2 separate regions of the Homo sapiens genome follow, and region 2 is linked to region 1. The links are chromatin loops, found by intact Hi-C in ENCODE. Cell type or tissue: endothelial cell of umbilical vein. All regions are shown on one strand. Each heading gives the region's core, and the rest is flanking DNA. Links, peaks and the distances in the headings are about the cores only.

What was found. Peaks named below come from ENCODE experiments on the same cell type or tissue, not always from the same donor. Only the 100,000 strongest peaks of a DNase experiment are listed, where the experiment ranks them.
Region 2: a loop joins it to region 1, with 22 times the contacts of the local background. A loop is called at or near these places in 1 of 110 quality-filtered maps.

The regions. Positions count from the first base shown.
Region 1 is chr12:5,742,755-5,747,150 of GRCh38, reverse strand. It overlaps ANO2 (anoctamin 2), which reads left to right. Exons shown (of 25, transcript NM_001364791.2): 12 at 2,834-2,994. Among named protein-coding and RNA genes, the nearest start is that of ANO2, 200 kb to the left of the region's middle. In endothelial cell of umbilical vein, for the core only: a CTCF peak has its summit at 1,706 (motif pointing left); a DNase peak (open chromatin) is centred at 1,530; H3K27ac peaks cover 953 bases.
Region 2 is chr12:6,283,240-6,287,635 of GRCh38, reverse strand. All of the region lies in intron 2 of LOC105369625 (a long non-coding RNA gene), which reads left to right. Among named protein-coding and RNA genes, the nearest start is that of PLEKHG6, 25 kb to the left of the region's middle. In endothelial cell of umbilical vein, for the core only: a CTCF peak has its summit at 2,426 (motif pointing right); DNase peaks (open chromatin) are centred at 615 and 2,465; H3K27ac peaks cover 1,808 bases.

The sequences.
Region 1 (4,396 bases), core at 86-4,085:
AGAGGGGCCCAGCGTGCACTTCTTCTAGCTTCCTCCCGTGGTTTCGTCTTATGTAACTACGGCACAACATCAAAACCAGAAAACTGACATTGATGAGGTGGAGCTTTAAATGATACCTTTTATTCCCAGTAATTTAACTTTGATATGTGAGATATAAGCATAAGCCTGTAAGTAATACTTCCATGCGTGCATGATACCTCTATAGAACTTCCCTGTCTCTACTCACCAAGGGATTGATTTCATTTGTTAAGCACTTACATGAACAGAGAACACTAGGACATTTTTTAAAAAGCTGATTAATCTAAACCATATTGAAAAAAGATTGGTTACTTTAGGTCTGAGACCTTAATAGCAGCTGTTTAGTCTGAATTTCCTGAATGATTGCCTCTTTGTACCTTCTCCCGTTGTGCTAACAGGGCTCTGAATCACCTAATCCATGAGCAATGATTTACCCTGAAGAACATTGCTCACTTTAGGGTCTTGGTTCAATGGACTGTCAAGCCGTTTATCAAGCTTCTTAGGCTTTCTGGAGAAAATAATAAATCAAAGGAATACAGCATTGGATTTATAGCCACAGTTACTTCTCACTAGAAACCTGTGTATTGTACAGCTTAGTGAATACCCTAGACCTGATTTCCATTCTGGGCAGGCTTCCCTCATCTTTCAGCTTGTCTAGAGGCAGCCTCTCTCACAAAATACAAAGTCATTTCGATGTCATTCTTAGCCAGAATTCCTCTAGAATTCTGTTAAAATTGATTACATCAAAAACCCCCCAATACATATATAAAGCATTCTGACTTCACATTTAAATGATTTGAGGAGAATCCATACCATGGTGGCTGCCATCTTGTACAAATGATGGATAGTTGCCTGCACTCTAATTTAAAGACCAGCAATTTACACAGCACTTAGGTTTCAAAGTGCTTTGCACCCGCTTGGCTGCTAATACGTTTTTCATTCCTGACCTTTTAGCATTGACTAGTTCCAACTAGGATTCAGTTGACTAGGTTTCTGTCTCTCCTCAGTCCATGCTTAAAAGAAAAAACCGCTAAGTTAAATGAAGTCCCTAACACATATACTTGAAGAGCAGCATTGAGGAACTCATATGTTCTTGGACGTGACTTAAAAGCGAACGTCTTTTACTAGAATTTATACAGACAAGTGATTTTCTGTGTAAATCTGTTTTTTAAGGGGGTACTTTCCTCTCTGAAAATAGCAATTCCTTCTCAACTACATAGCAAACACAGGTCTGACCCAGAAGACATAAACTGGGCTCTCTAGTCACCCAGCAGAACATGCCCAGGTGAAACTAGCACAGCTGAATGTATTATTAAGATATGACTATTTAATATTTTCGACGTGGATGAGTCATTTTTATTGACCTTTGCCAGCGAGTCAGTGGAGGAACTGGGGTTTATCCTCAGGGACCGACAATTTCCATTCTCTCACACAGGAGGCCTTTCCTTCCTGTGGACTTAGTAGCTCATTAAAAACAGAAGCCTAGAAACTGGGGCTTGACAGCAAGTGGCAGCCCTCAGTAAATCTGCCACCCTTCAACTTCTTAATGAAGGGGGAAAGAGACCCAGGCATCCTTTGGCTTTGGAGGTTTCCTCTGAGCACTGGCTTTAGCACACAGGGCACCAGCTTGCTCTCCCTAGCAGTGGCTCCCACTTGTGAGCCATGCTCTCTAGCGCCCTCTGCTGCTTCTTTCTGTTGGAAACAGCTGTGGTTCTCAGTGCTGGATCCCCTGCCTCCCCATCATTGTCTCCAGCTGCCCTGTAAGAACAGCCAGTGCTTTGCTTTCGTGAAATCTTAAGTTCTCCACCCTTTCCCCCTGAACCATGAGCTTAACCATCCTCCCATCTCCCTGGGAGAATATTACACAACAGAGGGATGAGTTCATTCATTTTTCCTATCAGTGTATGGTATAGAGGGTTATTGGGAAAGTCAGTCAGGGCTGATTCTTTGGTTCTTATTTCCAAGCATTCATATGAGCCTAAATCTGTTGGATACAGCTAGTCAGCTAACGAATGAATGGAATTTCAAATATATTCCTCAGTCCATTAAATGGAAATACACTAAGAATAGGTTGGAATACAGGCCATTAGAGATTATTTGGTTCATGCTCCAAGTATCAAAGAATCTAGATCTTGGAAGAATTTGCCTTGCTCTTTCATTCTCCCTAATCTTATTTCATGGTTATAATAATTCTTATTAGGTTGAGGTTATTAATCTCCATTCTACAAGTGGCTCTCCAGCTCATGCTCTTAGAAAAGGGCTTTCCACCCAGATCTACTCCGTTCTTCCCCATGTAGAACTTCTCCTTCTGGAGGTGAGAGCATGCACAGGTCTAGCCACACACTCGTGTTTGTTTCTACTTGGGACCAGTATCACCTGTTTGTGAGACAGCCAGTAGGCTTTACAAAAACAGCCTAGACTGAAGAATGGATGATGAAATCCAGCTTCAGGCTGTGATTTATTCACAACTGTGGATGCATCCCATTCCACCAACCTCATGGACCCCAGATGTTCTGAAGGGACTTTATGAGGCATCATTTAATGCTCAATGTCTCTGACAGATCTCACTAACTTTCCAGGGCACTTGTAGTGACAGGGAGCTCCATATCCCATCTTTTCATTGTTGTTTTTGAACAAAGTATGAGTAACACTCTCCAGGTGAAGAATACAATGCTAACTTCTTTAACATTCCTTACTTATGGAGTTGAAAAACTCAACCATAGATTTGGAAATGGGAGCTATTTGGGGGATGTATTTTTCTTGGAGTGGACCATGCTTGAGCTCCACCTGACCCAACAACCTCCATCTATTGCAGCAGAGAGATGTGTGACCAGCAGAATGCCTTCACCATGTGTCCCCTGTGTGACAAGTCCTGTGATTACTGGAACCTCAGCTCAGCCTGTGGGACCGCGCAGGCCAGCCACCTGTTTGACAACCCTGCCACCGTCTTCTTCTCTATCTTCATGGCTCTGTGGGGTATGTGGCCATCACCAGGCTTGCTTATATGGGTGGTTCCTTTACATGGGCACAGTGACCAAGCTGTAAAGCTCATCCCCTTCAGGTTACTTACTTTCGCATTTTTTCTTCCCATCACAAGAAGTATTTTAAGGATGACACTTTTCTTTTCTTTACTCATATGTGTGAATAGAAACAGGAATATCCTTCATGTCTTTATCTGTTTTCTCTCAGATGTAGTCATGCTAACCATGTACTAGCCCCATGTGTGATTTATTCAGAATTTGAACCAATGCCTGTTTTGAAAACTCCTAGCACACCTGTAAGACTCCTGCAGGTGCACTGACTTAGGTAAGATTGTAGATATCGTGCAGCACAATACTTAGAATGGTGGAGTGACTGCCGTGGTCACAGAGTTAGCTCATGGGAAAGGTGGGCTGAGATTTGGTCTCCTGACTCCTGTTCAGTGCGATTGTTAGGGCATCATGAGTGTAGACTGTACTGTCCCTGCACTGTTTAATTTAATATTTAATGCCAGGGTAATGCTTTCAGTATTCCCACCAAAGGGATTAGTGGAGGAAAAAATAATTCCTTCATTTTTCTCCTCCTCCCTTCCTCCCAGAGTATGGGGTAATAAACTTGTTCTGAGCCATAGGTAGCTGACTGTAAACACACACAGATACACACACACACACACACACACACGCCTATTCTCACAAACTGGAATAACGCGGGATAACCACCCCATGGTAACTGAGCATTTCTAAGAAGACACACCCATGAGTATTAGAAAAGGGACCAAGTCAACCTGTGTCAGCCCATCTGAGTAGCCACCTGCTCCTTTACTCATCACCGAATGTGCAGGCCCTTGGTTTGCACATTGGATCACAGACCAGCAGGACCACAGTCCTGCTGCAGAGGCTGTTTGATTTATCACTGACTCCATGGCGCCCAGAGGATATGCCAGGATGGGCCCTGAGTCACACGTCCCTGAGCGTATGAGGAGAAGGAGGAGAGGGAGAGGCCTGTTCTCGGTGGTTCTTAGGAGAACTAGAACACAACCTTCCTCCATTCCCTGTGGGGACCTTCACTTGGGTGGAGACAGAACTTGATTGGAAAGATTCCCATATTGCTAGGCCACCAATAAAAATTTCCAGGGCACACTCTATTCTCTATTATCAGGGAGAGCAGCTGCGTCCCGGGAGCACACGGGCAGTGTTCAGCCCATCGAGAGCTGGAGCAGGGAGCAGGAGGAAATGGAATTGTGACCATAGACTCCTGGGACTGTTCACAGGCAGGGTTGGTAGAACACACTGAAGTTGGGGCTTGTTGCCTGGGAAGTCACTGGCAGCTCTGTGTCTCCTTATCAAACAGGAGCATTGTGGAATTACCCCAAGATCCACCTGAACTGATTTGGAACCCA
Region 2 (4,396 bases), core at 332-4,331, 540 kb before region 1:
ATGTTGTCCAGGCTGATCTCAAACCCCTGAGCTCAAGCGATCTGCCTGCCTTGTTCTCCCAAAGTGTTGGTATTACAGGTGTGAGCCATTGTACCTGGTCTTTAAAATGGTGACTTTTTTTTTTTTTTTTTTTGAGATGGAGTCTTGCTCTGTCGCCCAGGCTGGACTGCAGTGGTGCGCTCTCGGCTCACTGCAACACTGCAAGCTCCGCCTCCCGGGTTCACGCCATTCTCCTGCTTCAGCCTCCCAAGTAGCTGGGACTACAAGGTGCCCACCACCATGCCTGGCTAATTTTTTGTATTTTTAGTAGAGACGGGGTTTCACCGTGTTAGCCAGGATGGTCTCCAACTCCTGACCTCATGATCCGCCCACCTCGGCCTCCCAAAGAGCTGGGATTACAGGCATGAGTCACCACGCCTGGCCTAAAATGGTGACTTTTAAATTATGTGAATTGTATCTCAATTAAAATGCCAAATTAAAACAAAACGCAGTTCACCTTTGCTCTCTAGGGTCAGAGTAGCTCATGGTGTGTGTGTGGGGTGGGGCGTTGGAGTGATGGGGAAGCATTCCCTTGTACATGCTGCCTGTTTCCACAAGACCATGTTGAAAGGAATGTGTCCTTCATGACTGCAGCCTGAGTCACACAAAAGCCATTTCAGTCTGTACATCAGGAGTTTTGCAGCCATAAAGAGGACTCTCGCTGGGCGCGGTGGCTCACGCCTGTAATCCCAGCACTTTGGGAGGCCGAGGTGGGCGGATCATGAGGTCAGGAGTTCAAGACCAGCCTGGCCAACATGGTGAAACCCCATCTCTACTAAAAATACAAAAAAAAAAAAAAATAGCCAAGCATGGTGGCACGCGCCTGTAATCCCAGCTACTCAGGAGGCTGAGGCAGGAGAATCACTTGGAGGTTGCAGTGAGCTGAGATCATACCACTGCACTCCAGCCTGGGCAACAGAGCGAGACTCCGTCTCAAAAAAAAAAAAAAAAAAAGGACTCTGCTAGTACATACACATCATGGTGATTGCTCTTGTGTGCTGGTTGCCATGGTTATGTGACATGCAACAGTGGCATTTGATAAAACTGCTTCTCTGTAAGTATTAATGTCATTAACCTCCCAGCTGGTTTGTCTGACTTCTTTGCCATCCAGTGACTTGCAGCTGTAAGAGTGAGGGCAGTTTTGAAGGATATGCTATATTCTTGCACAAAATTAAATTTTTATTCTGGGAAATGTTGCTTTCTGCTTATTCTGGAAAAAAAAATAAATCAGTAGACTCTGATTGTGACTGATACAAAAGATCTGATGACTTCGAGCCAAGATCTGACATTTCATAGCAGATAATTCACTGAGGACAAGGAGTGAATAGCCAGTAAAACCCAGTTTCTAGATACTCTCTGAGGTAGCTCTTCTCTACAGTTTCTCTTTGCTGCTTGGGCTAAATAATCATTTACATTTTTCCTTCTTCCTAGCACATACAGCTATTTTATATTCCCAGTGAAATCCTGTTCACTGTTTATGTGGATGACATTATTCTGAGCTGTCAGATGTATATTTTCATTTTCATTGCTACTCTGATGAGTCAGTGAAGCACTTTTGAGCCATTTAATAACTTTTGTAATTTGCAGATATTGCACAAGCATATGAATGCATAAAGCATATTTTAAAATATAAACAACAACATGCATAGGATGGAAAATAAGATTAGCCCAGGTGGCTGGGCACAGTGGCTCATGCCTGTAATCCCAGCACTTTGAGAGGCTGAGGTAGGAGGATTGCTTGAGCCCAGGAGTTGGAGACCAGCCTGGGAAACATAGTGAGACCTTGTCCCCACAAAAAATAAAATTAGCCAGGCATGGTGGTACATGCCTGTGGTCCCAGCTACTTGGGAGGCTGAGGTGGGAGGATCTCTTGAGCCCCGGAGGTTGAGGCTGCAGTGAGCTGAGACTGAGCCTCTGCACTCCAGCCTGGGCAACAGAGTAAGACCCTGTTTCAAAAAACAAACAAGCCAACAAAAGGATTAGTCAAGGTAATTCAAGCAGTCCTGGAAACCCCTTGTGCCAATTTTAAGATTGTAATAATTATTAAAAACATAATCATTATTAGAACGTAATGATATTTCTGTCACAGCCATAATCGCTGTCATTTTTCAGATCTGTGAAAAGTAGAGGAACAAAATTGTTGATCACTTTGTCCTCTGAAACTATCTGTCTACCTGAGGACCTGTTGAGTAAACTGTCCTTGGGCCTCACTCTGAGAAACATTTCACTGCCTTAAGAGATATCAAATTCCTAAGAGATGGGCTGTGGGGAAGATGACTGAAGGACAGATGGGTGTACAAATCTGGAGGCTTGAGGGGAGACAGAGTGGACTCCGGCATTTTCCGAGTCCTACATTTCTTCCTCTGGCCTGGGAGTACGCAGCAATGATTATGATCTACCACCAGAGGGCACTGTGGCACTAGGGACGCCAGCCTTGGACCCCCCTGGGTCTGGCGTTCCTATTCTTCTCCACGTATTCTTGACGGCTACCCAAAGAGCTTTCAGCTCTTTAACCACATTAATTTCGTTTCTTTCCTTACATTCAGGGTTCTTAACCTGGCAACCATGGTAGGACTTTTTATGGTCAGTGAACCTCAGAATTTATATATATATGTCTGAGTAAGTGTATATACCTCTATCTAGAGGTAGTTTATAGTTGTAATCAAGTTCTCAAAGGTGTATGTGACCGTCTTCTCCCACCAAAAGTCAAGAATTATTGCCTAAGTAGTAGTATCCCCTTGAAGGGGTAGAATACAGTGATGTTAGGGACCAGTTGGTTGACCAGGGGAAAACACTTTTTATAGGTTATTTAATACAAGCCTCAAACTACCTTGCAAGATGTCTCCATTTTACCAATGAAGAGCCTGAAGTTCAAAGAGGCTAAAGATTGCCCGGGTCACACAGCTAGGAAGTGGTGAGGCTGGGGTTCAGTTCCTGGAGTGTCCAGCTCTGCGCTGTTGCTGCACTGAGAGAGAGCCTCACCCATTCATCAGCAAAGATGTGGAAGGCACCAAGGACATGTCCAGAGCTGTGCTGGGTGCTGAGGACAGTCTGGCGACCAAGCAGCGTTGGTTCCTGCCTTCGGGGGGCTTCATGCCTGGAGGAGGTGGTGACGGCGGTCGTGGGGGTTGGAGATAGACACTAAACACACAAGCGTGTAGCTACACACTGGGAACTGTGCTCCAAAGAAATGAACAGGGCACAGCAGAGACGGTGGGGAAACCTGCAGGTACACTGGCTAGGGGAGGCCTGTCCGAGGAAACAGCATATTAGCTCAAGGTGAAGCCGGGACTGTCTTCAGGGAGGGAGAGCCCGGCCTGGCTGGGCAGGGGGTGCAGTCAGCAGGGCTTTCTAGGCCAGGTCAGTAATTCAGACTTTATTCTAAGGGAAACAGTACACCATCGTGGAGTTTAAAACAAGGGAGAGGCTGGGCCAGTGGCTCACGCCTGTAATCTCAGCACTTTGGGAGGCCAAGGCAGGTGGATCACCTGAGGTCAGGAGCTCGAGACCAGCCTGACCGACATGGTGAAAGCTGAGGCGGGAGAATCACTTGAACCCGGGAGGCAGAGTGAGCCGAAATCACGCCATTGCACTGCAGCCTGGGCGACAGAGCAAGACTTCCTCTCAAAGAACCAAAAAGTAAAAGCAAGGGAGAAAGAAACTTGAGCTAATTTATGGGTTTTTCTTTTTAATAATGGCAAAAAAAAACAACATAAAATGTACCATCCTAACGTTTTTTTTTTTTTTTTTTTTTGACGGACTTTCGCTCTTGTTGCTCAGGTTGGAGTGCAATGGCGTGATCTCCGCTCACCACAACCTCCGCCTCCTGGGTTCGAGTGATTCTCCTGCCTCAGCCTCCTGAGTAGCTGGGATTACAGGCATGCGCCACCATGCCCAGCTAATTTTGTATTTTTAGTAGAGATGGGGTTTCTCCAGGTTGGTCAGGCTGGCCTCAAACTCCTGACTTCAGGTGATCCACCCGCCTCAGCCTCCCAAAGTGCTAGGATTACAGGCGTGAGCCACTATGCCTGGCCCCATCTTAACCATTTTTAAGGGTACATTTCAGTTGTGCTAAATGCGTTCACACTGCAGTGCAACCTATTTCCAGAACTCTTTGCACCTTGCCAAGCTGAAAGTCTGAACCCATTAAACAATAACCCCCCATTCTCCTCTCCCCCGGGCAACCGCCATTCTACTTCTGTCTCTGTGATCTTGACGATGCTAAGTGGAATCATACAGTGCTTGTCCTTGGCTTATTTCACTTTGCATAATGTCCTCACTGTTCATTCATGTTATAGCATGTGTCAGAATTTCCTTCCTTTTTAAGGCTGAATAATATTCCACTGTATGTAGCATT